Linked DNA regions of Homo sapiens: regions 2, 3, 4 and 5 are each linked to region 1. Evidence: chromatin loops called from intact Hi-C (ENCODE). Cell type or tissue: HCT116. All regions are shown on one strand. Region 1 has its middle 19 kb from the start of TCF3. Region 2 has its middle 6.1 kb from the start of ONECUT3. Region 3 has its middle 22 kb from the start of MEX3D. Region 4 overlaps ATP8B3 (ATPase phospholipid transporting 8B3). Region 5 overlaps ONECUT3 (one cut homeobox 3).

The links. A loop is a pair of places that touch in the nucleus more often than their neighbours do. Peaks named below come from ENCODE experiments on the same cell type or tissue, not always from the same donor. Only the 100,000 strongest peaks of a DNase experiment are listed, where the experiment ranks them.
Region 2: a loop joins it to region 1, with 2.7 times the contacts of the local background. A loop is called at or near these places in 6 of 110 quality-filtered maps.
Region 3: a loop joins it to region 1, with 13 times the contacts of the local background. A loop is called at or near these places in 94 of 110 quality-filtered maps.
Region 4: a loop joins it to region 1, with 12 times the contacts of the local background. A loop is called at or near these places in 16 of 110 quality-filtered maps.
Region 5: it touches region 1 in a loop (13-fold over the local background); 51 of 110 quality-filtered maps call a loop at or near these places.

Annotation. Positions count from the first base shown.
Region 1 is chr19:1,669,467-1,674,466 of GRCh38, reverse strand. No RefSeq gene overlaps it. Among named protein-coding and RNA genes, the nearest start is that of TCF3, 19 kb to the right of the region's middle. RefSeq lists enhancers at 1,566-2,093, 4,773-5,000 and a silencer at 1,918-2,617. In HCT116, CTCF peaks have their summits at 2,031 and 2,276 (motif pointing right); no DNase peak of the experiment used is centred here; H3K4me3 peaks cover 815 bases; H3K27ac peaks cover 1,974 bases.
Region 2 is chr19:1,744,868-1,749,867 of GRCh38, reverse strand. No RefSeq gene overlaps it. Among named protein-coding and RNA genes, the nearest start is that of ONECUT3, 6.1 kb to the left of the region's middle. RefSeq lists enhancers at 1,383-1,432, 959-1,477, 1,478-1,997, 1,555-2,754. In HCT116, no CTCF peak of the experiment used is centred here; DNase peaks (open chromatin) are centred at 1,947, 2,847, 3,397 and 3,887; H3K4me3 peaks cover 4,558 bases; H3K27ac peaks cover 4,732 bases.
Region 3 is chr19:1,543,799-1,548,798 of GRCh38, reverse strand. No RefSeq gene overlaps it. Among named protein-coding and RNA genes, the nearest start is that of MEX3D, 22 kb to the left of the region's middle. RefSeq lists a silencer at 1,092-1,292 and a cis regulatory region at 2,252-2,652. In HCT116, a CTCF peak has its summit at 2,428 (motif pointing left); a DNase peak (open chromatin) is centred at 2,498; H3K4me3 peaks cover 697 bases; H3K27ac peaks cover 1,092 bases.
Region 4 is chr19:1,793,960-1,798,959 of GRCh38, reverse strand. It overlaps ATP8B3 (ATPase phospholipid transporting 8B3), which reads left to right. Exons shown (of 29, transcript NM_138813.4): 15 at 1,955-1,986; 16 at 2,081-2,249; 17 at 2,695-2,883; 18 at 2,973-3,085. Among named protein-coding and RNA genes, the nearest start is that of ATP8B3, 16 kb to the left of the region's middle. RefSeq lists enhancers at 1,726-2,537, 2,836-3,130, 2,538-3,350 and a silencer at 2,836-3,130. In HCT116, CTCF peaks have their summits at 2,745 and 2,946; DNase peaks (open chromatin) are centred at 2,715 and 3,039; H3K4me3 peaks cover 674 bases; H3K27ac peaks cover 1,300 bases.
Region 5 is chr19:1,765,240-1,770,239 of GRCh38, reverse strand. All of the region lies in intron 1 of ONECUT3 (one cut homeobox 3), which reads right to left. LOC101928543 (a long non-coding RNA gene) reads left to right here. Exons shown (of 5, transcript XR_007067085.1): 5 at 410-473. Among named protein-coding and RNA genes, the nearest start is that of ONECUT3, 14 kb to the right of the region's middle. RefSeq lists enhancers at 1,928-2,622, 3,917-4,438. In HCT116, CTCF peaks have their summits at 1,572, 1,774 (motif pointing left), 2,414 and 2,619 (motif pointing right); no DNase peak of the experiment used is centred here; H3K27ac peaks cover 1,269 bases.

The sequences.
Region 1 (5,000 bases):
GCAGACGACCTTGTGGCCACTGTTGCCAAGGAGATGGCCCTTGGGGGCTGTGTGGGTGGCCAGGGCCAGGGAGTGACAGAGGGACAGAGGGAGGGAGGGATGAAGGAAAGGAGGGAGGGACAGAGGGGAGGGAGAGACAGAGAGGGAGGGAGGGAGGGAGGGAGGCACCAGCAGTGGGTACGGTCCTCACATCAGAGCCTCCTGGGCAGCTGGTTGGCTATGTTGACACAGCCTGGGAACCAGCATTCACCCCTCCCTGGCGGTCTGCCATTGACTAACCGCCATTGGGCTCCTGTCTACAGGCTTGGCTTGGAAATGAGACGCAGCTGCCACCACCCAAGTTCACCCAGGAGGGCTGGGAGCCTGGGAGCTGGCACCTGGTCTGCTCTCCAAGGTAGCTTCTGGTCCATTCACCCCCAGGACTGGGGTAGGTATCCTAGAAGTGGGGCCCATGTTCCAGGGCCCCACAGGATGAATAGGAGTTTGCCAGGTGGAGAGGGAACGGTAAAGAGGAGGGAGGCGGCCCGCTCATCCAGCCCCACCACTGGAGAGGAAGGGGTGAGTGAGTGTCAGGAGGGTCTCTGCTTGGCAGGCTCTGTGACAGGGGAACCTCTGGCTGAGGCCAGCTGGTGACTGCTGGGTTTGTGGGAGCTGAGCATGGATTTCCCATAGCGACGGGAGCTGCTGGGCCCGGCTGAAGGACGGTTAGGCTTCTGACCTGGTTACCGCGTGCCGGCTGGATACCAGAGATCAGGGTGCAGCCGTGGACCCCAGACACGGCCCTGCCTCCTAAGAGCTCTGCATCTCTTGGGGGCACAGGCAGCAGCTGGGGCTGACTGGGGACCGGACCCAGAAGCCACCACAGCAGGAAGAGGGTGCGGGTGCAGGAGGCTGCAGCCACTGAAGTGGGGGAGATCGAGTGGAGAGCTGGGGGTTGGGGCAGACCAGGGAGAGGCTGACTGGGGGCGACCTGGACCCTTTGGCTGCAGGGATCGGCTCACAGGGCCAGGGGGTTTGGGGCAGTGGAGCTGTGGGAGGGCCCTGGGGTATGTGGGGCCTGACTCAGGGGTGTCCTGTAGGACCCAGTCCATAAGGGGCCATTGCACTCAGGGACGCCAGCATGGGCTGTGGCTGTGAGTGCGCCCACATGCACACACACAAACATGCGCAAGCACACCAGAACACGCAAACACACGCGTTTACCAGGACACACATGTGCAGATACAGCAGGCCGCACATGAGAAGGTGTATGTGTGAACCTTCCTGGCACATACGTGCCCATGCGTGCACATGTATAAACGGGACTGACCATGTACAAACACACCTGAGCTCGTGGCAACGAGCGAACATGTCACAGCCTCTGTGTGCACCCACACGGACATGCCAGCACACGCATGCAAACCTGTGTATAGGAGTGAGCACACATGCTAGAATGCACACGAGCATGCGAGAACACGCATAAGCATGCCCCGTATACATCACGTGTGGCACACCTGAATCTACGTGAACACTGTTCATTCAGAAACACACCAACCACACAGGACCACGTGTGCCTCGGGTCAAAATGCCTGAGCCGGCCAGGCGCGGTGGCTCATGCCTGTCATCCCAGCACCTTGGGAGGCCGAGGTGGGCGGATGACAAGGTCAGGAGTTGGGGACCAGCCTGACCAACATGGTGAAACCCTAGCTCTACTAAAAATACAAAAATTAGCTGGGCGTGGTGGCACGTGCCTGTAGTCCCAGCTACTCTGGAGGCTGAGGCAGGAGAATCGTTTGAACCAGGGAGGTGGAGGTTGCCGTGAGCCGAGATCGCGCCACTGCACCCCAGCCTGAGTGACAGAGCGAGACTCCGTCTCAAAAAAATAAAAATAAAATAAAAATTAAAAAAAGCCCGAGCCGCGAGGCACTGGGGTAGCCGCGGATGCACGTGTGAGCGCGCACGTGGGGAGCGCCCGCGGGTTTCTGGGCTGCGGGCGCGCCCTGGTGGACGCCAGACCCGCTGCAGCTCTGTCCCTGGAAGGGGGTCCCAGTCCCACCTCCCTCGGTCTGGGCGTCACGCAGGGGTAAGAAGGGGACGGGACGGGGACAACACCAGAAGACCCAGGGAAGGCAGCCCGCAGGACCCCCATCATCCAGCTCCCTCCATTCTTCCCATGACGCGCCCGAGTTTGGGGGAGTCTGGCGAAGCTCCGTGTCCCCCACCCCTGGCGTCCCGAGCGGGGGCCGCGGCTTTCCTGAGCCCACCTCCCCCAGCGCAGGGTGGGCTCCGTGGGGTGGGGGCCCCGACGCCCGGGGAGGACCCGCGGCCTTGCCCCATTGGCCACCAGGTGGCAGCACGCGCGCCCGACTGAACCCCAGGACCAGCGAGGCCCCCGCGCCCCACCCCATGCACCCCCGGACCACAGGGAGGGGAGGGGTCTGGGGAGGACCCCGGGGGGCCGTGAGCACCAGCCTCGCCGCTCTATGCCTCGGTTTCCCCACCTCCCAGGGAGAGGGAGAATAACTGAACACACAGGCGTGGTGAAGTCACCAGGAGGGCTTCCCTGGGGAGGTGGGGTTGAAGGAAAAGGCACCAATGGTGAAGAAGAGCAGGCCGGGTACGGGACGCGGCAGGTGCAGAGGGCCGGGGGAGGGCGCGGTGGGGGCGAAGGGAACTGAGTCCTGAGCCTGGGCGGGATTGTGGGGTGGGGTTTGGAGGCAAAGGTCCCAGGTTTCCGATCTGAGCGCAGGAGGTGAGGACAAGGGCAGGATTTAGGGTCTACCTAGGACAGAGAATACAAAGGTTTGTTTTGATTTTTTTTTAAAGTGATATTCTTGGCCGGTAAATATTCTTACTATCCTCAGCCTCGATGGGTAAAATCCAAAGGTTTTAAGATACTCGGAACTTGAATTCACAGCTTTCCAAATATGGGATTCTCAGGATGGAGCCAATTGGAGAAAATTCCAGAATCCCAGTTCCCCTGGCCAATGCCAGCGTTGATGCCCAAATGCAAGAGTGGCAAAGACAGGGCGTGATGGCTCACACTTGTAATCCCAGCACTTTAGGTGGCTGAGGCAGAAGGCTCATTTAAGCCCAGGAGTTCGAGACCAGCCTGAGAAACATAGCAAGACCCCTGTCCTACAAAAATGTATTTATTTATTTATTTTTGAGACGGAGTTTCACTCTGTCGCCCAGACTGGAGTGCAGTAGCGATCTTGGCTCACTGCAACCTCTGCTTCCTGGGTTCAAGCGATTCTCCCTGCCTCAGCCTCCCGAGTAGCTGGGATTACACGCACGTGCCACCATGCCCAGCTAATTTTTGTATTTTTAGTAGAGAAGGGGTTCCCCTATGTTGGTCAGGCTGGTCTCCAACTCCTGATCTCAAGTGACCCACCAGCCTCTGCCTCCCGAAGTGCTGGGATTACAGGCGTGAGCCACGGCACCCAAACTCAAAATTTTAAATAATTAGGCTAGTGTGGTGGTACACGCCTGTGGTCCGAGCCACGTGGGAGGTGGGAGGATCACTTGAGCCAGGAGGTGGAGGCTGCAGTGAGCTATGATTGCACCACCGCACTCCAGCTTGGGTAACAGAGCAAGATCCTGCCTCAAAAGAGAAGAAAAAGAGTGGGCCGGGCGCGGTGGCTCATGCCTGTAATCCCAGCATTTTGGGAGGCCGAGGTGGGCGGATCTCCTGAGGTCGGGAGTTCGAGACCAGCCTTGCCAACATGGTGAAACTACTAAAAATACAAAAAGTTAGCCGGGCATGGGCCGGGCGCGGTGGCTCACACCTATAATCCCAGCACTTTGGGAGGCCGAGGCAGGCGGATCGCCTGAGGTCAGGAGTTCGAGACCATCCTGGCTAACAAGGTGAAACTCCGTCTCTACTAAAAAAAAATTCAAAAAATTAGCCAGGCATAGTGGTGGGCGCCTGTAGTCCCAGCTACTCGCAAGGCTGAGGCAGGAGAATGGCGTGAACCCGGGAGGCAGAGCTTGCAGTGAGCTGAGATCGCGCCACTGCACTCCAACCTGGGCGACTGAGCAAAACTCCGTCTCAAAAAACAAACAAACAAAAATTAGCTGGGCATAGTGGCGCACACCTGTAATCCCAGCTACTCGGGAGGCTGAGGCAGGAGAATCACTTGAACCCGGGAGGCGGAGGTTGCAGTGAGCCAAGATTGTGCCACTGCACTCCAGCTTGGGCAACAAGAGCGAAAGAAAGAAAGAAAGAGAGAGAGAGAGAGAGAGAGACGAGGGAGGGAAGGGAGGGAAGGAAGGGAAGGAAAGGAACGAAAGAGAGAGAGAGAGGGGAGGGAGGGAAGGGAGGGAAGGAAGGGAAGGAAGAGAAGGAAAGGAAGGAAAGGAAAGGGGGGGGAAGGGAGGGAAGGAAGGGAAGGAAAGGAAGGAAAGGAAAGAGAGAGAGAGGGGAGGGAGGGAAGGAAGGGAAGAAAAGAAAGAGAGAGAGAGAAGGGGGAGGGAGGGAAGGGAAGGAAGGGAAGGAGAGAGAGAGAGAGAAGCGAGGGAAGGGAGGGAAGGAAGGGAAGGAAGGGAAGGAAAGGAAAGAGAGAGAGAGAGAGGGGAGGGAGGGAAGGAAGGGGAGGAAAGGAAGGAAAGGAAAGGAAAGAGAGAGAGAGAGAGGGGAGGGAGGGAAGGAAAGGAAGGAAAGGAAAGAGAGAGAGAGCGAGAGAGAGAGAGAGGAGAGAGGGGAGGGAGGGAAGGAAAGGAAGGAAAGGAAAGAAAGGAAAGAAAGAGAGAGAGAGAGAGAGGAGAGAGAGGAGAGAGAGGGGAGGGAGGGGAGGGAGGGAAGGAAGGGAAGGAAAGGAAAGAAAGGAAAGAGAGAGAGGGGAGGGAGGGAAGGGAGGGAAGGAAGGGAAGGAAAGAAAGGAAAGAGAGAGCGAGAGAGAGAGAGCGAGAGAGAGAGAGAGAGAGAGAGAGAGAGAGAGAGAGAGAGGAGGGAGGGGAGGGAGGGAAGGGAAGGAAAGAAAGATAGAGTGGCAGAGACTCTGTGATTCCTGTGAGCCCCA
Region 2 (5,000 bases), 75 kb before region 1:
CCGGGTGTCGCGACTTTGGGGTTTCGCCCCTGGCGGGCCCGACGTCCCGGATTTCCTGCCCGCAGTTGCGGGGCGCCCGGGCAGCTCTGGCCCGCGGGTGGATGCTCCCGCGGGCTCTTAGGCGACAGCTGTGCCCGATCGATCCCCGCGCCCGCCCGGGCTCCGTTGCCCCCGCCGCGGCGAGCGGCTCCATCGAATCCTCATCGCTCTCGGGCCGCGCCGCCCGCCTCGCGCTCGGCAAACACCGCGCTTGTTTGCGCCGGGGCACCGAGGCTGGGCGGCCGCGGCTGGCCGGGGAGCGGAGGGGTTGGTCCCTGGGGCCCCGCGTCCTCGTCCCCTCCCTCAGCAGCTTGGCCTCCGTCGTCCCAGAGTTCTGGGACACAATTAGAGGAGGGAATTCTATGCCCTCTTCTCGGGGCTCTGTCTGGCAGGCGCGGGAGACGGCCGGGCGCGGGACTTCCGCCGCATCGCCCTGGCCGCGCCTCAGTTTCCCCATCTAGAAAGTAACACGCTGGGGCGGGGGCGTCCGAGGGTGCCCGAGGGGAAGGGTCCGGGCTCAGGCGGGAGGTCAGGCTGCTCTCCTCTCGCGGCCTCCGCCTGCTTTGCCTCCTCTGTGCCCGGCCCGACCGATGCAGGTCAGAGAGCCGGGCTGGGGGTTGAGGCGCAGCCGGAGGGGTCTGGGGACAGGAACGCGCCCCGTCTCGCAGGCCTGGGCCCCTCCTCACTGGACGCCGTTGGAATCGTCTCCCCGCAGCGTGCGCTCAGGAGAAAACCAGTTCGTTTGCTGCAGTTTGCACTGTGGGAAAATGGGGCTTGGCGGCGAGGGGCGCGGGCTGCAGCCCCCGCCGGAGGGTGCGCGGGAGGGGAACGGCCTGGATCAGGGGTTGGGGGCCTGGAGAACGCCCCACTCCAGGGCTCGGCTGACAGCCTGGGGACTGGACGCTGCAGGCCACGGACTTCCCCGACGCAACGAAACCCGCGTTGGGCGCCGCGCTCCGGAGGGGCCCAATCGTCGGCCCAGCGGCGGGGTTCGCGGCCCCCGCAGCTGAGCGGGATCCCGGCGCTGAGTTAAACCACCTGAGCGCCCTCCCTGCCCTGCCAGAAGACAGGCTCCTTTAGCCATTAAACATGTAAATATCTAGATTTAATTCTCTGCGCACTCTTCTGGGATGGAGGCAGCCGGCGGATCCCGGAGCGGGGCTCGGCGGCCCGCGGTGGGTTGGTTTGCGGAGGCGCCGGGCTAGGGGACCCGAGCAAGGCTGCAGCGGGGCTGCCCTCGGGGCGTCTCCAGGGCCGCCGGTTCTGCGGGACCCGAGCTCGCCGGCTTGGACACCTGGGAGTGTCCACTCTGCACCCTGAAAGCCGAGACGAGACGACAGGTGGGTGGGGGGAGCACAGGCCTGGGGGCGCCCACTTCGCAGATGCAGAGACAGAGGTCCTGGTCGGGAGTGAGGACCCCGCCCCGGGAGGGTCCGAGGGGCGTCCCCAGGTGGGTTAGGCTGGGCGCATCTGGCTCTGAGCCTCACCTGGGCCTGGCCTGTTCCGGGCCGGAATGGCGCCTCGATTAAGGCGCGGTTTATCTGGACACGCCCGGGCGCTTTCTGCTGGGTCAGGAAGTGGGGAGAGCACGGCACCTCCTCCCCGCAAGACCGACCAACGCCCACGTCCTTGCCTCTCTCTTTGGGTCTGTCTCGCCTCGTGGACCTCTGGGTGGGGAGGGGGTGTTGGACTGGGGAATGGGGAATGGGGAAAGGGGAAGGGATTCGCACCTCCTTAGGCAGAATCTGCAGACCGGGGATGGGGGAGGGGAACCAGGCCATTCGCTGGATTTAGCAAACTTCTCAGATCACTCCTGCTCCCCTGCCCCCACCACCCTAGAGCTGCGGCCACAGCCTCTGTCCCTCCCGCTGGGGCTCCCATACTTAGGGAGGGGAAAAGTCATCCCCATCCCCCTGAGATCAGAACTGGGGAGGCGGCAGTCCTCCCTTCCTGGAGGAGGAGCCCTGAGGTTGGGTTTTGTAGGATGTGTAGGAGTCCAAGTCAGGTAGGCCAATGGAAGGACGAAAAGACTCCTTGTCATCTGAGGAAGAGGCGGTGGGGCTGGGGAGGCGTCTGGCGTTAGCCCAGTTTCGGGGCCCTCACAGGACTTCATTAGGGAATGTTTGTTGAATGAGTCAATGAGATAAAACTGAATGAAGCTGGGGTGTGTGGGGGGGGGGCATGTGTTCAAAGCCAGGCCTTGAATGCCAGGCTGGGGGTGGTTGGGCCTTCTCTCCCTGGCTGTGAGGCCAAGCAGGGAGGGTCCCGGGCGGCCCTTAGTATAATCCCCCCACCCCACAGGTTAGTACGCACCCAGGGAGGCCATCACAGATGTGGTGGGGTGGAATGACTCACCCCCTCTCCGTGCTGTGCGGTGTGTGTGTGTGTATGTGTGTGTGTGTGTGTGTGTGGCGGGCGGTGGGGGGTGGCGGGCGGTGGGGAGTGGCTGGGGGAGCTTTGTCCCTGGGCCAGCAGGTGAGTCACCTTGCGCTAGAAGAAAGCTTGTTTCTCCCATTGTTCAATCAGCAGCCACCTTCCGGGCTCGCCAGGGGTGGGGTGGCGTCCCCCATTCCCTGGGGGAGGGGTACGTCCTGCAGGTCCCCGCTCTATCTCCTGCCCCATCCCCACTGTACCTGCAGGGAGCTAGGGGCAGGGGTACTCTGAGGAAGCAACTCCAATTATTCCCATTTTTCAGGTGAGGAAACTGAGGCACAGGGAGGTCCTGAGATCTGCCTCAGGCCACCAGCTGGCGAGCTGACCTAGGCCCGAGGGACTGGGCGGCGGGGAGCTGAGTCCCAGCACGCTGAGTCCCAGTGAGTGCGTGCTGTGTGGACACGCTCAGCATCCAATCTGGCTGGCGGTGGAGCCGGTCTCTGGAGAGGGTTGGCCACGCAGAGAGTCTCAGCTGAGCTCCTGAGTAGAAACGCGGATCTCAGTTACAGAGAACGTTCCCTGCGCCAGGGTCCCCCTCCGACCCAGCCCTTCGGGCGATCCCAGGGAGCGCAGGACCCTCTGGACCCGGCAGTTGGGGGAGCTCTTCAGCCTGAGCTGGAGGGGTCCCCCGTTCTGGCCCATGCGCCGGTCAAAGGTGTGGAGGGTATTTGAGGAACCGGCTCCCAGTGTCCACTCCTCACTCCAGCCGCACTGGTTAATCATTTGAGGCAGCGGACAGGGGAAGGGGCCAGCCGCCTCCTGCTCTGGCCATCACCTGCCCACCTCCCAGCTCCAGGCCTGCAGCAAGAGAGCAGGAAGCAGAGCGAGCCCTGTGGGGCCCTGGGCAGGGCATAGAGGGAGTCCCAGAGGGGCCTGTTGGTTGGGAAAGCTCTTGTGGGGTGTCAGAGCAGAGACTTCTCTCTGGGCCTCAGCTTCTCCCACTGGGGAGGAAAACTTGATGCTCTTGAAGGGTGAGGATCCTCCTACCTCGTCCTCCCCCTCCTCCTCCATCCTCCTCCTCCTCTCCCTCCTCCCCATCCTCCCCCTTCCTCCCCCTCCTCCTCCATCTCCCTCCTCCTCTCCCTCCTCCCCCATCCTCCCCCTTCCTCCCCACTCCTCCTCCATTTCCTTCCTCCTCTCCCTCCTCCTCACCCTCCCTCTTCCTCCCCACTCCTCCTCCATCCTCCTCCTCCTCTCCCTCCTCCCCCTTCCTGCCCCTCCTCCCCATCCTTCCCCATTCTTCCCACTCCTCCTCTCCCCTCCCTCCCCATCCTTCCCCCTTCTACTCCCCCTTCTCCCTCCTCCCCATCCTTCCCCATTCTTCCCACTCCTCCTACCCCCTCCTCTACTTTCCTTCCCCCTTCCCCCCTCCTTCCCCCTCCTCCTCTCCCTCTTCCCCCCTCCTCCCATTCCTAGTCTCCCTCCTGGCTCCTCCCTTTCCTTCCTTCTACTCCCCCTTCTCCTTCCAGCCCTCCCCTCCTCCCTTCCAGCCTCCTCTCCCTCCCCCATCCACTCTTCCTTCTTCCTTCTCCCTGCTCCCCTCTCCTCTGCTTCCTCCGTTTCTCCTTCCCCCTCCTCCCCTCCCCTCGGTGCTAACAGCTGTAATTGCTGTTTCTCCCACCTCCCTAACAAGCACGGGACCCTCCGAGCAGAGCCGCCCGCAGTTCCGCTCAGTAATCGCCTCCATGGTAAATCCCCACAATTGGGCTGGGCAGGAGCCGTTGGCTTCGCGCTCTCCCTCCTGCTCGCTTTAAGCAAAACCAAACAAAACGTTTCTGTTATTACTGAACTCCCTGGGCGCCAGGAGGTGAGAGGGTGGCATTTCCCAAGGATGGAATTGGAGGGGGAGCCTCCTCCAGCCCCTCATCACCTCACCTCTGCCTGGAGGTGAGAGTTGGGGGGCTCCGCAGAAAATGGGAAACATTGTCCCCCCACCGTGGCAGGCCCCAGTAGGAGGGTCCCTGGGGGCTGCCAGGCCTGGGGGCAGGGGCTCCCCAGGGGTCATAGCGCCGGCAAGAAGAGAAGGGGATTGGGGAGGGATGGGGTCATCCTGTTGACCCCTTGCTTTTACCGATGAGGAAACAGGCAGATCCAAGGCTCTTACCCCCCAGAGAGGGCGCCTCTCATTCCCTGGAGAAAAACCAAAGAACCACCCGCCCCCAGCTCTCAGAGGGGAATAGAAGATGGAGGTAGGTGCGTGTCCAGCCAGCTCTGCATCTCCAGGGGTGGCGTACCCGGTTCACAAGTGGGAGCCCCGACTCCTGAGGGCTACTGGGTGATCTCCATGCGGCTGCTGGGCAGGGCAGGTGACCTCTGACCCCAGCCCGCCCAGTCCATCCGCCAAGGGTGCCTCATTCCCAAAGCGCCTGCGTGGTGTCCGGGGCTTCTCCCCTTTGGGGTTGAGGGTGGGTTCCAGACTCAAATCCCAGCCCCGCCTTCATTTCCCACATCAGGGACCCTTCTGGAGCCTCAGTTTCCCCATCTGTGGAATGGGGATAAAACACACACAGTGCACCCTTGAGGACATC
Region 3 (5,000 bases), 130 kb after region 1:
GAAGCTGAATTTTTTATTCTACTAAGCTTGAATTTTATTTATTTATTTATTTATTTATTTATTTGAGACAGGTTATTGCTCTGTCACCCAGGTTGGAGTGCACTGGCTTGATCACGGCTCACTGCAACCTCCACCTCCCGGGGCTAAAGCGATTCTCCTGCCTCAGCCTCCTGAGTAGCTGGGATTACAGGCACCTGCCACCACGCCCGGCTAGTTTTTGTATTTTTAGTAGAGACGGGGTTTTACCATGTTGGCCAGGCTAGTTTCGAACTCCTGACCTCAGGTGATCCACCCACCTCAGCCTCCCAAAGTGCTGGGATCACAGGCGTGAGCCACTGAGACTGGCCTTTTTTTTTTTTTTTTTTTTTTTTTTCTTGAGACAGAGTCTTGCTCTGTCACCCAGGCTGGAGTGCAGTGGCACAGTCTCAGCTCACTGCAACCTCCACCTCTTGGGTTCCAGCGATTCTCCTGCTTCAGCCTCCTGAGTAGCTGGAATTACAGGCATGTGCCACTGTGCCTGGCTAATTTTTTGTGTTTTTAATAGAGACGAGGTCTCACCATGTTTCCCAGACTGGTCTCCAACTCCTGAGCTCAAACGATCCACTTGCCTTGGCCTCCCAAAATGCTGTGATTATAGGTGTGAGCCACCTGGCCTGGCCTTATTTTTTAAGAGTCAGGGTCTTGGGCCGGGTGTGGTGGCTCACGCCTGTAATCCCAGCACTTTGGGAGGCCAAGGCGGGCAGATCACGAGGTCAGGCGATCGAGACCATCCTGGCTAACACGGCGAAACCCCGTCTCTACTAAAAAATTCAAAAAATTAGCCGGGCGTGGTGGCGGGCGCCTGTAGTCCCAGCTACTCGGGAGGCTGAGTCAGGAGACTGGCATGAACCGGGGAGGCGGAGCTTGCAGTGAGCCGAGATCGCCCCACTGCACTCCAGCCTGGGCAACGCCAGGTTCTGGGACCAATGGACACACATCTCACCAAAGACCAACCAGGGAAGAGGAGGCAGGGGTGCCAGCGTGCCCAGAGGCAGTGGGAGGAGAGGAGGGGGGACAGAGGTCCTGAGGAGGTTTGGCTCTGGGTCCCCACCCAAATCTCATCTCGGTTGTAATCTCCATGGTCCCCACGTGTGGAGAGAGGGAGCAGGTGGGAGGTGATTGGATCATGGGGGCGGTTCCCTCGTGCTGCTCTCTGATAGTGAGTGAGATCTCACGAGATCTGATGGTTTTATAAGGCAGTTTTCCCTGCTCTTCCTTCCTCTCTTTTCGCCTGAGTCAGGTAAGACACGCTTGTTTCCCCCTGCACCGTGATTGTAAGTTTGCTGAGGCCTCCCCAGCCATGCAGAACTGTGAGTCCAGGAACCTCCTTTGTTTATAAATTACCCAGCCTTGGCGGGGCGCGGTGGCTCCCGCCTAGAATCCCAGCACTTTCAGAGGCCGAGGTGGGAGGATCAATGAGGCCAGGAGTTCGAGACGGTGAAACCCCATCTCTACTAAAACAAAAAATTAGCTGGGCGTGGTGGCGGGCGCCTGTAGTCCCAGCTACTCGGGAGGCTGAGGCAGGAGAATGGCGTGAACCCGGGAGGCGGAGCTTGCAGTGAGCCGAGATCGCGCCACTGCACTCCAGCCTGGGCGGCAGAGAGAGACTCCGTCTCAAAAATAAAAAGATAAATAAATAAAAATAAAAGAAAAAATAGTTTGCTGAGAATGCACATGTACCCTAGAACTTAGAGTATAATAAATATATATATGATAAAATAAAAAAAATAAAAAACAATACATTACCGAGGCTCAGTAGTATCCTCCTGCCTTGGCCTACTGAAGTGCCGGGATTACAGGTGTGAGCTCCTGCATCAGGCTTCTCAGTGAGAGTTATAAGCCAGAGACCTCCATTCTTGTGGTCCCTGAATTACTGGGCGGCGGTGGGGGTTGGGGAGGACGGTTTGGGGAACACAGACGGGAATTAATTCCATAGGTGTTTATTATAATTGATTGAGCGCCTTATTGCCAAAGCCCACAGTGGGTAGGCTGTCTCGGCTGGGCGTGGTGGCTCACGCCTGTCATCCCAGCGCTTTGGGAGGCCGAGGTAGATGGATCACATGAAGTCCTAAGTTCGAGACCTGCCTAACATGGCGAAGCCGTCTCTACTAAAAATACAAAAATTAGCCGGATGTGGTGGTGCATGTCTGTAATCCTAGCTACTCTGGAGGCTGAGGCAGGAGAGTCGCTTGAACCCAGGAGGTTGAGGTGAGCTGAGATCACGCCATTGCACTCCAGCCTGAGCAACGAGAAACTCTGTCTCCAAAAAAAAGGGGGCCCTCGCTCCTACCCCACTGCCTCCCCGACTCCATCGCGACCCCAACTCCTTCCCCATTTCGACCCCACAGCCGCCAGGCTGGACCAGAACGGCACGTTCTCTGTCGCCACCGTGTGGCCAGCGCCGCACATGACACCCTGCCCCTCCCCGCCCCGACATCGGAGCTCTGAACCCCCGGGAAATTCCCGGGAGATTTGTCCAAAGTGGAGACACAGGTCCCTTCGCTCGTGGCTGCGAGCTTCCCCCGCGCACAAACGGGCGCACCTGTTTCCCCGTTTTCCTGCCGCTGGCCGACCCTCGCCCAGTAGTTCAGCGCTAGTACGCAGTGGGGGCTCATTAAATATTTGCTGATTGGCCGGGCGCAGTGGCTCACACCTGTAATCCCAGCACTTTGGGAGGCCGAGGCGGGCGGATCACCTGAGGTCGGGAGTTCGAGACCAGCCTGGCCAACATGGTGAAACCCCGTCTCTACTAAAAATACAAAAATTAGCCGGGTGTGGTGGCGCACACCTGTAATCCCAGCTATTCGGGAGGCTGAGGTAGGAGACTCGCTTGAACCCGGGAGGTGAAGGTTGCAGTGGGCCGAGATCATGCTACTACACTCCAGCCTGGGCGACAAGAGGGAAGGTCCATCTCAAACAACAACAACAACAACGAAATTGATGATTGCATGGATGACTGGCAGGGGACACAGAAATGTGTTCTTCCTTTATGCAAAACAGATCCAGTCTCGCCCAGTGTTAGGGGCGACAGAGAGATACCTGGACACCCCACACCACCCAGAGAGTTTTACCACTACCCTTTCAAGGGCAGAAAAGACTCCACTTTCTTGGCTTTTTTCTTTTTTTCTCTTTTTATTTTTTGAGACAGAGGCTTGCTCTGTCACCTAGGCTAGAGTGCAGTGGTGCGATCTCAGCTCAGTGCAACCTCTGCCTCACGGGTTCAAGCGATTCTCCTGCCTCAGCCTCCAAAGTAGCTGGGATTACAGGCACCTGCCACCATGGCCGGCTAATTTTTGTATTTTTAGTAGAGACGGGGTTTCACCATGTTGGCCAGGCTGGTCTCGAACTCCTGACCTCAGGTGATCTGCCCGTCTTGACCTCCCAAAGTGCTGGGATTACAGGCGTGAGCCACCGCTCCTGGACCATAATTTTTTTTTTTTTTTTTTTTTTGAGATGGAGTCTCGCTCTGTCACCCAGGCTGGAGTGCAGTGGCGTGATATCGGCTCACTGCAAGCTCCGCCTCCCAGGTTCACGCCATTCTCCTGCCTCAGCCTCCCGAGTAGCTGGGACTACAGGCGCCCGCCACCACGCCCGGCTAGTTTTTGTATTTTTAGTAGAGACAGGGTTTCACCGTGTTAGCCAGGATGGTCTCGAACTCCTGACCTCGTGATTCGCCCGCCTCGGCCTCCCAAAGTGCTGGGGTTACAGGAGTGAGCCACCGCACCCAGCCCTCATAATTTTTTAATTGAAAATTTTATTGAAATAATTGTCAATTCATATGCAGTTGCAAGAGGAGGGAGGATCTCATGAGCACAGGACGACAGGAATTCTTCTAGGTTGCATTGAGCTGTGATCCTGCTACTGCACTCCAGTCTGGGTGACGGAACAAGACCCTGTCTCAGAAAGAAAGGAGGGAAGGGCCGAGTGCTGTGGCTCATGCCTGTAATCCCAGCATTTTGGGAGGCCAAGGCAGGTGGATCACCTGAGGTCAGGAGTGCGAGACCAGGCTGGCCAACATGGGGAACCTCCTCTTTACCAAAAATACAACAACAACAAAAAATTAGCCGGGCGTGGTGGCGGGCACCTGTAGTCCCAGCTACTCGGGAGGCTGAGGCAGGAGACTCGTTTGAACCTGGGAGGCGGTGGTTGCACTGAGCCTAGAACACACCACTGCACTCTCGCCTGGGCAACAGAGTGAGACTCCATCTCAAAACAAAAACAAAACAAAACAAAACAAAACAAAAACGGGTGTGGTGGCTCACGCCTGTAATCACAGCACTTTGAGAGTCCAAGGCAGGTGAATCACGAGGTCAGGAGTTCGACAGCAGCCTGGCCAACATAGTGGAACCCCATCTCTACTAAAAATACAAAAATTAGTCGGGCGTGGTGGTGGGCGCCTGTAATCCCAGCTACTCCGGAGGCTGAGGCAGGAGAATCGCTTGAACCCCAGAGGCTGCAGTGAGCTGAGATCACAAAATTGCACTCCAGCCTGGGGTGCATTAAGGACACTCCATCTCTAAAAAACATATAAGTAAGATTTCACATGGATACAATCCATCAATCTTACTCAGGATTCCTCAGTTTAACTTGTGATCGTGTGTGTGAGTGTGTGAGATGTCTTTAGTCTCCTATAATTTGCTGGCCTGGGTAGATTCGTGTATCCACCATCATGACATGGAGCATTTCCATCACCATCAGGATCTCTTGCTGTTTGTGCACCCTCCCCGCACCCTCATCCCTAACCCTAATTCCATTTCTAAAATGTTACATAAACTTTTTTTGTTCTTTACACAGGGTCTTGCTCTGTTGCCCAGGCTGGACTCCAGTGGTGCAACTACAGCTCACTGCAACCTACATGAACTCCTGGGTTCAAGGCATCCTCCTGCCTCAGTCGCCCAAGCAGCTAGGACTACAGGTGTGCATCATCATCCTTGGCTTATTTATTTATTTATTTATTTATT
Region 4 (5,000 bases), 120 kb before region 1:
TGTTGCCCAGGCTGGTCTTGAACTCCTGGGCTTAAGCGATCCGCCTGCCTCCGCTTTTCAAAGCACTGGAATTACAGATGTGAGCCACCACACCCGGCCACTGCTCTTCTTTTGACTTTCACAAGCCTTTATTTGTGGATGCTGAAATTCGAATTGCTGAGTATTTCTCAGATCACAAAATAAAATAGTTTTGTTTGTTTGTTTGTTTTTTGTTTTTTTTTTGAGACAGAGTCTCGCTCTGTCGCCCAGGCTGGAGTGCAGTGGCGCGATCTCGGCTCACTGCAAGCTCCACTTCCCGGGTTCACGCCATTCTCCTGCCTCAGCCTCCCAAGTAGCTGGGACTACAGGCGCCCGCCACCACGCCCGGCTAATTTTTTGTATTTTTAATAGAGACAGGGTTTCACCGTGTTAGCCAGGATGGTCTCGATCTCCTGACCTCGTGATCTGCCTGCCTCAGCCTCCCAAAGTGCTGGGATTACAGGCGTGAGCCACCGCGCCCGGCCACAAAACAGTATTAGTATTATTCTAGTCATTTTTTTTCCTGACCATTAAAAATCCAAAAACAATTCTTAGCTCGCAGGCCGTACAAAAATTGATGATGTGGTGGGGTGTAGTTTGACAGCCCCGGGTCTAATTTATAACCAGGGCACGTGGTTTGGACTGGGTCATAATTTAGTGTAGTGAGAAGTCCCCAAGAAATGGTTCAAGTTCAGCTATAGAAAAATGGGCCCGAGGTTGAGGCGGGTGGATCACCTGAGGTCAGGAGTTCGAGAGCAGCCTGGCCAACATGACAAAACCCCGTCTCTACTAAAAATACAAAAATTAGCCAGGCATGGTGGCAGGCACCTGTAGTCCCAGCTACTCAGGAGGCTGAGGCAGGAGAACTGCTTGAACCCGGAGGTGGAGGTTGCAGTGAGCCAAGGTCACGCCACTGCACTCCAGCAGCCTGGGTGATAGAGAGAGACTCCATCACACACACACACAAAAGACACCACAAAGGGGTGGCATGCACCTGTTGCCCCAGCAACTTGGAAGGCTGAAGAGGGAAGATGTCTTGAGCCCGGGAGGTTGAGGCTGCAGTGAGCTATGATCGCACCACTGCACTGCAGCCTGGGCCACAGAGTAGGACCCCATTTCTAAGAACAATAAAGCATAAAAAGTGGCTGGGTGCGGTGGCTACGCCTGTAATCCCAGCACTTTGGGAGGCTGAGGCGGGCGGATCACTGGAGGTCAGGAGTTTGAGACCAGCCTGGCCAACATGGTGAAACCCCATCTCTACTAAAAATACAAAAATGAGCCAGGCGTGGTGACATGAGCTTGTAATCCCAGCTACTCGGGAGGCTGAGACAGGAGAGTCACTTGAACCCAGGAGGCTGAGGTTGCAGTGAGCTGAGCTTGTGCCACTGCACTCCAGTCTGGGCGACAGAGCAGGACTCTGTCTCAAAAATAAATAAATAAATAAATAAATAAATAAATAAATAAATAAATAAAAATAAAAAAGAACAAAAACCCCAGGAGGAGGAAACAAAGTGTGTCCCACGGATGGGGCTGCATCCCGCTCCAGGCTGTCCTTTTGGGGTCCCTGGGAGACAGGAAGGGGCCACATCCCGCTCCAGGCTGTCCTTTTGGGGTCCCTAGCCCGCATCCCGCTCCAGGCTGTCCTTTTGGGGTCCCTGGGAGACGGGACGGGGCCGCATCCGGCTCCAGGCTGTCCTTTTGGGGTCCCTGGGAGACAGGATGGGTGTGCTCCCCTCTTCCCCGCTTTCTGCAGGTGGTGGAAACTGAGGTCAGCTTTCGCCCCAAGATTGCTCGGGGTGTCGGTTCCAGGGCCACAGGCCTGGCTTGTGTGGCTGCACCAGTGGCCCCCGGAAGCCTGAAACTAGGGGTCAGGGGCTATGGGATCCCGAATGGGGGGCCTGTGGGAGCTGAAGCAGGAAGCTGTGTCTTTCCCCAGGGCCGGATTCAGAGGCCACGACCCGACCTAAGGTGAGCCTGCCTGGCTTGCAGCGCGGGACGGTGAGGGGGACGGGGCACGGGGAGCGGCCCACCCACAGCCGGCCCGTGCCCCCGCCACCCCCAGGAGAACCCCTACCTCTGGAACAAGTTCGCCGACGGGAAGCTGCTCTTCCACAATGCGGCCCTGCTGCACCTCGTGCGGACCAACGGGGACGAGGCCGTGCGGGAGTTCTGGCGCCTGCTGGCCATCTGCCACACGGTGATGGTGCGGGAGAGCCCCCGTGAGCGCCCAGGTGCGCCCACCCACCTCCCCATCTCTGAGGCCGCTCAGCCCCCGGGGCACGGCAGTGTCCCCAGCCCCGCAGCTCACCCGGCCCATCTTCCAGGGCTTTCAGCTGGCTTGGGGGGCGCTGAGGCCGGTGTGACACCAGCCGCACCTCGAGGGCGTCCGGGCCTGGAGCCCAGACAGTGCTGACAAGCATCGTGGCGGGAGGGCGGACGTGTCATCGTCAGGGCTAAAGGATGTCCAGGCCTGCGGTCGGAGCCCGAGGATCTGTTGTTGAGCGGGAAGGTCGTCTAGTCTCAAGTGCTCACCTCCATGCATTGGGTTGTACAGGCGGGGGTCCCCGGCCACCATCAATAAAGGTGTAGCCCAGGCGATACCCATCTCCTCCCTGCACTGTGGAGATGGAGACGGGCTCCACCACGTGACCCCAAAATGGCCCCCCTCCCTACCAGACCAGCTGTTGTACCAGGCGGCCTCCCCCGACGAGGGGGCGCTGGTCACCGCAGCCCGGAACTTCGGCTACGTGTTCCTGTCCCGCACCCAGGACACCGTCACGATCATGGAGCTGGGGGAGGAACGGGTCTACCAGGTCCTGGCCATAATGGACTTCAACAGCACGCGCAAACGGATGTCGGTGCTGGGTGAGCCCCGCCACCCAAGCCCTGGGCCCCCCAAGGTGGGGCGGGCAGACGGGGAGCCTCTGTGGGCAGCAGGGCCTGTTCCCCCACAGTTCGAAAGCCAGAGGGCGCCATCTGCCTGTACACCAAGGGCGCCGACACGGTCATCTTCGAACGCTTGCACAGGAGGGGGGCAATGGAATTTGCCACAGAGGAGGCCTTGGCTGTGAGTCCCTTCAGGAAGGCTGGCTTATGTGTGTGTGTGTGTGTGTGTGTGTGTGTGTGTGTGTGTGTGTGTGTGTGTGTGTGTGTGTGTAGGGACAGGAGGAGGAGGAGGCAGGGGAGGAGACTGTACGGAGAAATGGAAGGCTGCAGGTACCTGGGATGGCTATGTACAGTGAGGTATGTTGTGCACTGTACAAAACACCCTCCCCCGGCAACACACAAAACACACACACACCGGCTGGGAGGCAGCTGAACTCCCAAGTGTAGCCCCCAGAGAGAGAGCGTCTTTTTCTTTTTCTTGTCTTGTCTTTCTTTTCTTTTCTTTGAGACAGAGTCTTGCTCTGTCGCCCAGGCTGGAGTGCAGTGGCACAGTCTTGGCTCGCTGCAACCTCCGCCTCCCGGGTTCAAGTGATTCTCCTGCCTCAGCCTCCCGAGGAGCTGGAATTACAGGCACACGCCAGTGCACCCAGCTAATTTTAATATTTTTAGTAGAGATGGGTTTTCGCCATGTGGGCCAGGCTGGTCTTGAACTCCTGACCTCAGGTGATCTGCCCCCTTGGCCTCCCAAAGTGCTGGGATTACAGACATGAGCCATCGCGCCCAGCCTGCCTTTTCTTTTTTGAGAGGGAGTCTTGCACTGTTGCCCAGGCTGGAGTGCAATGGTGCAATCTTGAGTCACTGCAACCTCTGCCTCCCAGGCTTAAGCTATCCTCCTGCCTCAGCCTCCTGAGTAGCTGAGACTACAGGCGCCCGCCACCACGCCCGGCCAATTTTGTATTTTTAGTAGAGATGGGGTTTCACCATGTTGCCAGGCTGGTCTCCAACTCGTGACCTCAGGTGATCCACCCGCCTCGCCCTCTCAAAGTGCTGGGATTACAGGCGTAGGCCACCGCGCCCGGCCAAGGGTGTATTTTTCTCATTTGCACAAGACGACCGTGCGGTTGAGCTGGCCCAGCTGCCAGGACACACTCAGCTCCGTCTGCTCCAAAGCTTCCCACTCTGTGGGGGAAGCCCGAACTCCTCGGCCCAGGATTTGAGGCTTTTTCTGTCCCCTGCTGACCTCTCCAGCCTGGTCTCTCTTTGGCCTCACCAAGGGACTCCCTAGGACCCAGTTTCTGGCTTGTGACTTCCCCACTCTCAGGTGCTGCCTTGGCACCTTTGCACATGCTGTTTCCTGTGCTGGGAGGGTCTTCCCTGCACCTTTGTCATTCAGAAGCTTTCGGTGTCCTCATGACTCAGCCACAAGCTCCCCACACATGGGGCCTTTCCTGCCCCACCCCCTGCCAACATGGGGCTGTCATCACCCCAGGCTGCCTCCCCCTGGTCCAGCCCTGACCCTACAGGGCCAGAGGATTCTGCGTCCAGCCTGGGGGCTCCTCACAGGTTCTGCTGGGGCCCCAGCAGCATGGAGCACAGGGCAGCGGGGTGTGTGTGGGAAGATGTCCTGTGTCCCCTGCTCTGCCAGGATGTGGGGGCACTCTGAACTGGAAGTGCGGTCACAATAATGACCTAGAGCCCAGGAGCTCAGCAGGTCAGCTTAGCTCAGCCACCCCAGGGAATGGATGGGTAAATTGAGGCCGGAAGAAGGGTCAAGGCCTGTCGGAGGCTGCCAATGTCCGTGAAGCTCCTCTGCTGTGTCAAGCCCAAGCTCTTGGACCCGTGCCCCATCAACAACAAAAGGGAAATCAGACATGGTGGCGCGTGCCTGTGGTCCCAGCACTTTGGGAGCCTGAGGCAGGAGGATCGCTTGAGTGCAGGAGGTGGAGGCTACAGCAAGCTGTGATCGCACCACTGCACTCCAGCCTGGGCGACAGGGCGAGACCCCTGTCTCTTAATAAACAGGCTGGCGCGATGGCTCACGCCTGTAATCCCAGTGCTTTGGGAGGCGGGCAGATCATTTGAGGTCAGGAGTTCGA
Region 5 (5,000 bases), 96 kb before region 1:
TTGTTTGTTTGTAGAAATGTGGTCTCACTATGTTGTCCAGGCTGGTCTCTAACTCCTGGGTTCAAGCAATCCTCTAGCTTCAGCTTCCCAAAGTGCTGGGGTTACAGGCATGAATCACAGTACCCAGCCTCAATCCTTACAATAATTCTACAAGGCAGGGGGTTTTCTCCTTATTTACTCAGAGAATGTGAGCCACCCCTCAGGCTTGCCCAGCCAGTCCCAATAGGGCAGCCCAGAAAACAGAGTCCACTGGCCTAGATGGGGGAGGGAGGTAGGATGCATATCGTCCCTTTCCCACCCCACCTCCCAGGCTCCAATCTGGTGCCTAATGGGGACCCCAGAGGCAGAGGCTGGGGGAGGGGCCGGGCCAGGCAGAGTCTGAAAAAACTTCCCGTTTTGTCGATTGCAGCAAAAAGAGGCTCTGCTGCCCCCCTTCCCGGCGTTCAATCTAATTACAGCTCCTCACAGCCCAGATCGATCCAGTCGGAGCTGTTTACCGCGAGCAGCTTTGTCATTGCTCCCATCCCCCACAGCCGCTGACAGAGGTGTGAGTTGGAGTAGGGGGGCCGCCTGGATGCCCCCTCTGTGCATCCCCTACCCATCACCACCGCCACCTGACCCCCGCCAGCACCCCACCCAACATCAGGTTCACCCCCACACCAATCCTAAAGGCCACCCCTGTGCCAACCCAGAGGCCATGGTGGTTATGGACCCCTTGTGCAGAAGTGAAAACTGAGACTTGGAGAGAAGGACTGATGGGGTTCAGAGTGGGGACGGGGGTGAAGCCCTGGACTTGGCCCTGGTACCAACCACCAGCCTCATGCTGCCAGGGCCCACCATTGCCACCTCTGCCACGCGACCTCCACCAGCCTCCAATGAGGTCTCCACCTCCGTCCTCTCCTCCACCATCACTCCTGCACCACCAATGTCAGTGCTATCCCATCACACCCTCCATATCACCTCCAACTCCAGCACCTCCTCCTCCTCCACCACCTCCAGCACCTCCACCTCCTCCTTCATCACCTCTTCCTTCACCACCTCCACCTCCATCACCTCCACCTCCAGCACCTCTTCCTTCACCACCTCCACCGCCACGACCTCCACCTCCATCTCCATCACCTCCACCTCCAGCATCTCCTCCTCCATCACCTCCACCTCCACTTCCACCACCTCCACCTCCAGCAACTCCACCACCTCCACCGTCACCTCCACCTCCACTTCCACCTCCACCACCTCCACCATCACCTCCACCTCCACTTCCACCTCCATTACCTCCACCTCCAGCACCTCTACCTCTACCTCCTCCACCTTCACCTCCACCACCTCCACCTCCACCACCTCCACCTCCACCACCTCCACCTCTACCTCCGCCACCTCCTCCATCGTCTCCACCTTCCACCCCCATCACCACCTCCATCACCTCCACCTTCCACCTCCCCACACCTCCTCCATGACCTTTCTTTTACTCACCCCCTTCCTCTGTTTTCTTCACCTCCCCCTGATTTCCTTCATTATCCTCATCAACACTGCTGAACCCCATCCTGGGATTCTCCTAGTATGTGGCCAGCACTGCATACTCAGCCCCTGGTTCCATCACCAGCAGCTCCCGACCTGTAGTCGGGGGGATAGAGAGTGGCCCCCAACACAGACCTTGGCCACCAAGCTGGCGGAGGAGTGGGGCGGGGCCAGGCTGTCAAGCTTGCTCTGGGACCCCAGGCGAGTCCCATTCCCTTGGAGGCCTCAGTCCCTTCCTTTGTAAAGACAGTGCGCCCCCTTCAGGCATGTCCCGGTGCAGGCCAGTCCTTCCTGGGCTCCTGAGCTCTTCCAGCCGCTTCCCTCTCCCCATCCACCACCAGCCGCCTCTCTGTCTGGCCTCCCCCGCTGGCCTCACTCACTCAGCTCCTTTGCACGACGGTTCTCTCTGCCTGGTTGCTCTTCCCCAAGTCCCCTCCCGCCCCCCTCAGCTCCTTCTAGTCTCTGCTCAGGTATCTCCTTCCCTGCGAGGCTACCCCAACACCCCTTGTCTAATCCCACAACTCTCCCTGTCACCCCTGCCACACCCCTTCTTTTTACAACAATTCACCTGCTCTGTCCAGGGGCCCCATTGAGTGAGGGTTTGGGTCCTGACAGGATGCCCACTCCATGCAGCCAGCCCTGCACCTCCTCCAGGACCCTGGGGACTGAGGCCCTGATTCCAGGAGCAATCACCCCCGAGAGGCTCTGATCTGAGGACTCCAGGTACACCACCCATCCCATCTCCCCAACGGTTATCAGTCTTTTTGGAATCTAAGGATGAGGAGGATCTGGGGCTGGTTCCTGGGGGTCCCCGGGGCCCTGGGAGGAGATCAGAGATCAACTAGAAGAGACGGAGACCCCATGCCCACATCTGAGCCCATGCACAGGGAGCCCGGCAAACGCAGTCATGGTGGCTTTACTGTAGCATCCAGCCTCCCGCCCCAGGGCACCGTCCTGGGCCTGCGCCGCCGCCCCCAGCATCAACAAGGGTCGTTTTCTTTTCTGGGCAGGTGGGATCAGGAAATCTCTGGGCGGGGAGGTCCCGGGGATGTGGCCGCCCCTTCGCTCAGTTATCCCTGCTGTTCCCGCTGTGTCCAGCAGAGGGCAGCCGTCCCCGCCCCAACCCAGGAAAGGGCGGGGGCTGTAGGCTGTGTCTCATGCGGGGGAAAGGGGGCTGGACTGGGGGGAGACCCTCAAGTTCCGGATGAAGGCGTTTCCTGCAGACCCCTTGGGATTTGGCCCACACACACCAGCTCTATCCCACTTCCTGCCTTTCTAAAAGTTGCTGGGGACAGCCAACCACCCCGGGGCCCAAGAGGGTGGTCTGACCTGCTGCCCTCTTGGGCCCTGCCTGGTGTTGGACCATCTTAGCCTCAGTTTCCCCAACTGTAAGATGGTCTTGATCATGGTTGGGCTGTGGGGAAGGGTCTAGCCAGAAAAGTCCTGAATGAATACGGCAGGGCTAACAAGAGGCTCCCAGCTCCCATCTGGGGGTCCCTGAGAGGAGCTGGGCTCTGGGCGACACTTGCCTTCCAACCACGAAGTTTCCCCCTCCCTCAAGGAAGGCCTTGAGCCTCAGGTTTTCTCTCAGGATCTTCCTGGAGAGGGGAGAAATGGAGAAACTGGGGCCAAGAGTAGAAAGTTGGGTCACTCCAGCCAGAGAACTCCTACACATTCCTCAACGCCCAGGAGCAATGGCCTCTCCCCAGGAAGTCCCTCCCTCCCCCCGCAGCGGAGCCCGGGGCCCCTCCTCTGGGACTCCCAGGGGCCACTGTTCCTCCTTTTAGCCTCGTGGGGCCTGAGATCTTTCTGTGGCCCAGCACAGAGCGGAGGTATAGCAGTGGCTGAGTGAGTGTGCAGTGACTAACATGTTCCTGGGTTGTCCTACACGAGGGTGGTGGAGCATGGGGGGGGGGTCTCAGCCCAGCCTGCAAGACCCTGCTGCGGAAGACCAGTAGCCACTGCCCTGGAGCGCCGGGTGGGACAGTGGGGCTCCCCGAGTGCCCTCAGCAGGAAGCCAGTAGCTGAGTAGGGGCCCTGAATTCAGTCATTGCTGCAACCCAAGCTGGGGCCCACCTGTCAACCCCCATCACCCTCCAAGAGGGGACCATCCCCTCTCCTCCTCCTCACCCCTCCTTTTCCACTCACCCTCCCTCCCTCTCCCCTCTCTGCTCTTTTCTTTTCCTCCCTTTCCTTCCCTCCCTCTCTTTACCTCCCTCCCCTCTTCCCCTTCCTTCCCTCACTTCCCTTCCTTCCCTCTCCCCCTCCTCCTCCTTCTCTCCCCCTTCATCCTCCCCTTCATCCAGAGGCCTTTGGAGGGGCTGGGCTTGTAACAGGGAGGGCTTCAGGATGCAGCATCCGCCTCGCCCCTGAAGGCGGGCCCGTGGGTGCCTCTGCGCGCGCCTGACGTTGGCCGCGTGCGGGCTGAGGGTGCCAGCCTCCGTCCACCATCGGGTGTGCCCGCGTGGGGCTGCCTGAGGCTTCCCAAATGTCCCGGCGGGGTGGAGGGCGAAGTCTGAGCGAGGTGCTGTGGGTGGGTGGGTGGCGCCTGCACGGGCGCTCAACCACGATGGGGGTCGGCAGCCTTGCACATCCAAACCCCACCCAAGTGAGAAGCTAAGAAACCTGTGACCGTTAGGAAAGCTGTTCCAGTTCTGGGCGGGAAAACCGGCATCAGCTTGTGGGGCCTTGGACGGGCGGTGGATGAGGCAACGGATCTTGGTGTGACATCCCTGTGTGGGATGCAGCTGGCTCGCGGTGTGGACGTGAGACGTGAGAGCTGTAGGGTGTGCAGGGTCTTGGGGTGAGTCTGGGTGTCACCCCGCAGAAGCCTGCGGTGTGGGTTACGCATCCATGTCCGCCCAGCCCCAGGGTGGGCTCCTCTCTGCCTCCCCCTGCTCCCCTCACCACTGCAGCCATGGGGACGCGGGTGGGCTCTGCGGGCCGAGTGGCCTTGAACGCGCACCCTGGCCTCTCTGGACATCAGGTTCCTGGTTTATCAAGTGGACGCAGTGACCCAGAGCCCTGTGTCCCCACCGGGCCGCAGTCCCGAGAGTCACGAAGGAATGAACGCCGAAGCACGGACCTGCAACCGACTCATCCATTCACCATTCAGGGAGCAGCTGCTGCGTGAGGCCAGAGAGAGGCAGCTCCAGGAGCTGGCCTCCACTCACAGTCACAGGACAGCGTGAAGCGGCGGCTGCCTGGGACTCTGTTCCCCAATGAGGAGGCCAGCTCCGCTCTGAGTCCAGGAAAGGGGGAGAGAGGACGCCTTTGGGTGGGTACTGGAGGGGAGGCGCGGGCTCCACTGGGCTCTCTGAGGCCTTCGAGTGGATACACTGCTGGCTGGGAGGGAGGATGGACCAGAAGACCAGGCCCAGGCTTCGGGACAGCTGGAGGGAAGGTCCCTGAATCCCAGTGGACGCCAGCAGTGCTGGGGGCGGCACGGCAGGAGAGACACAAGCCAGGGTGGCACCAGGACGGGA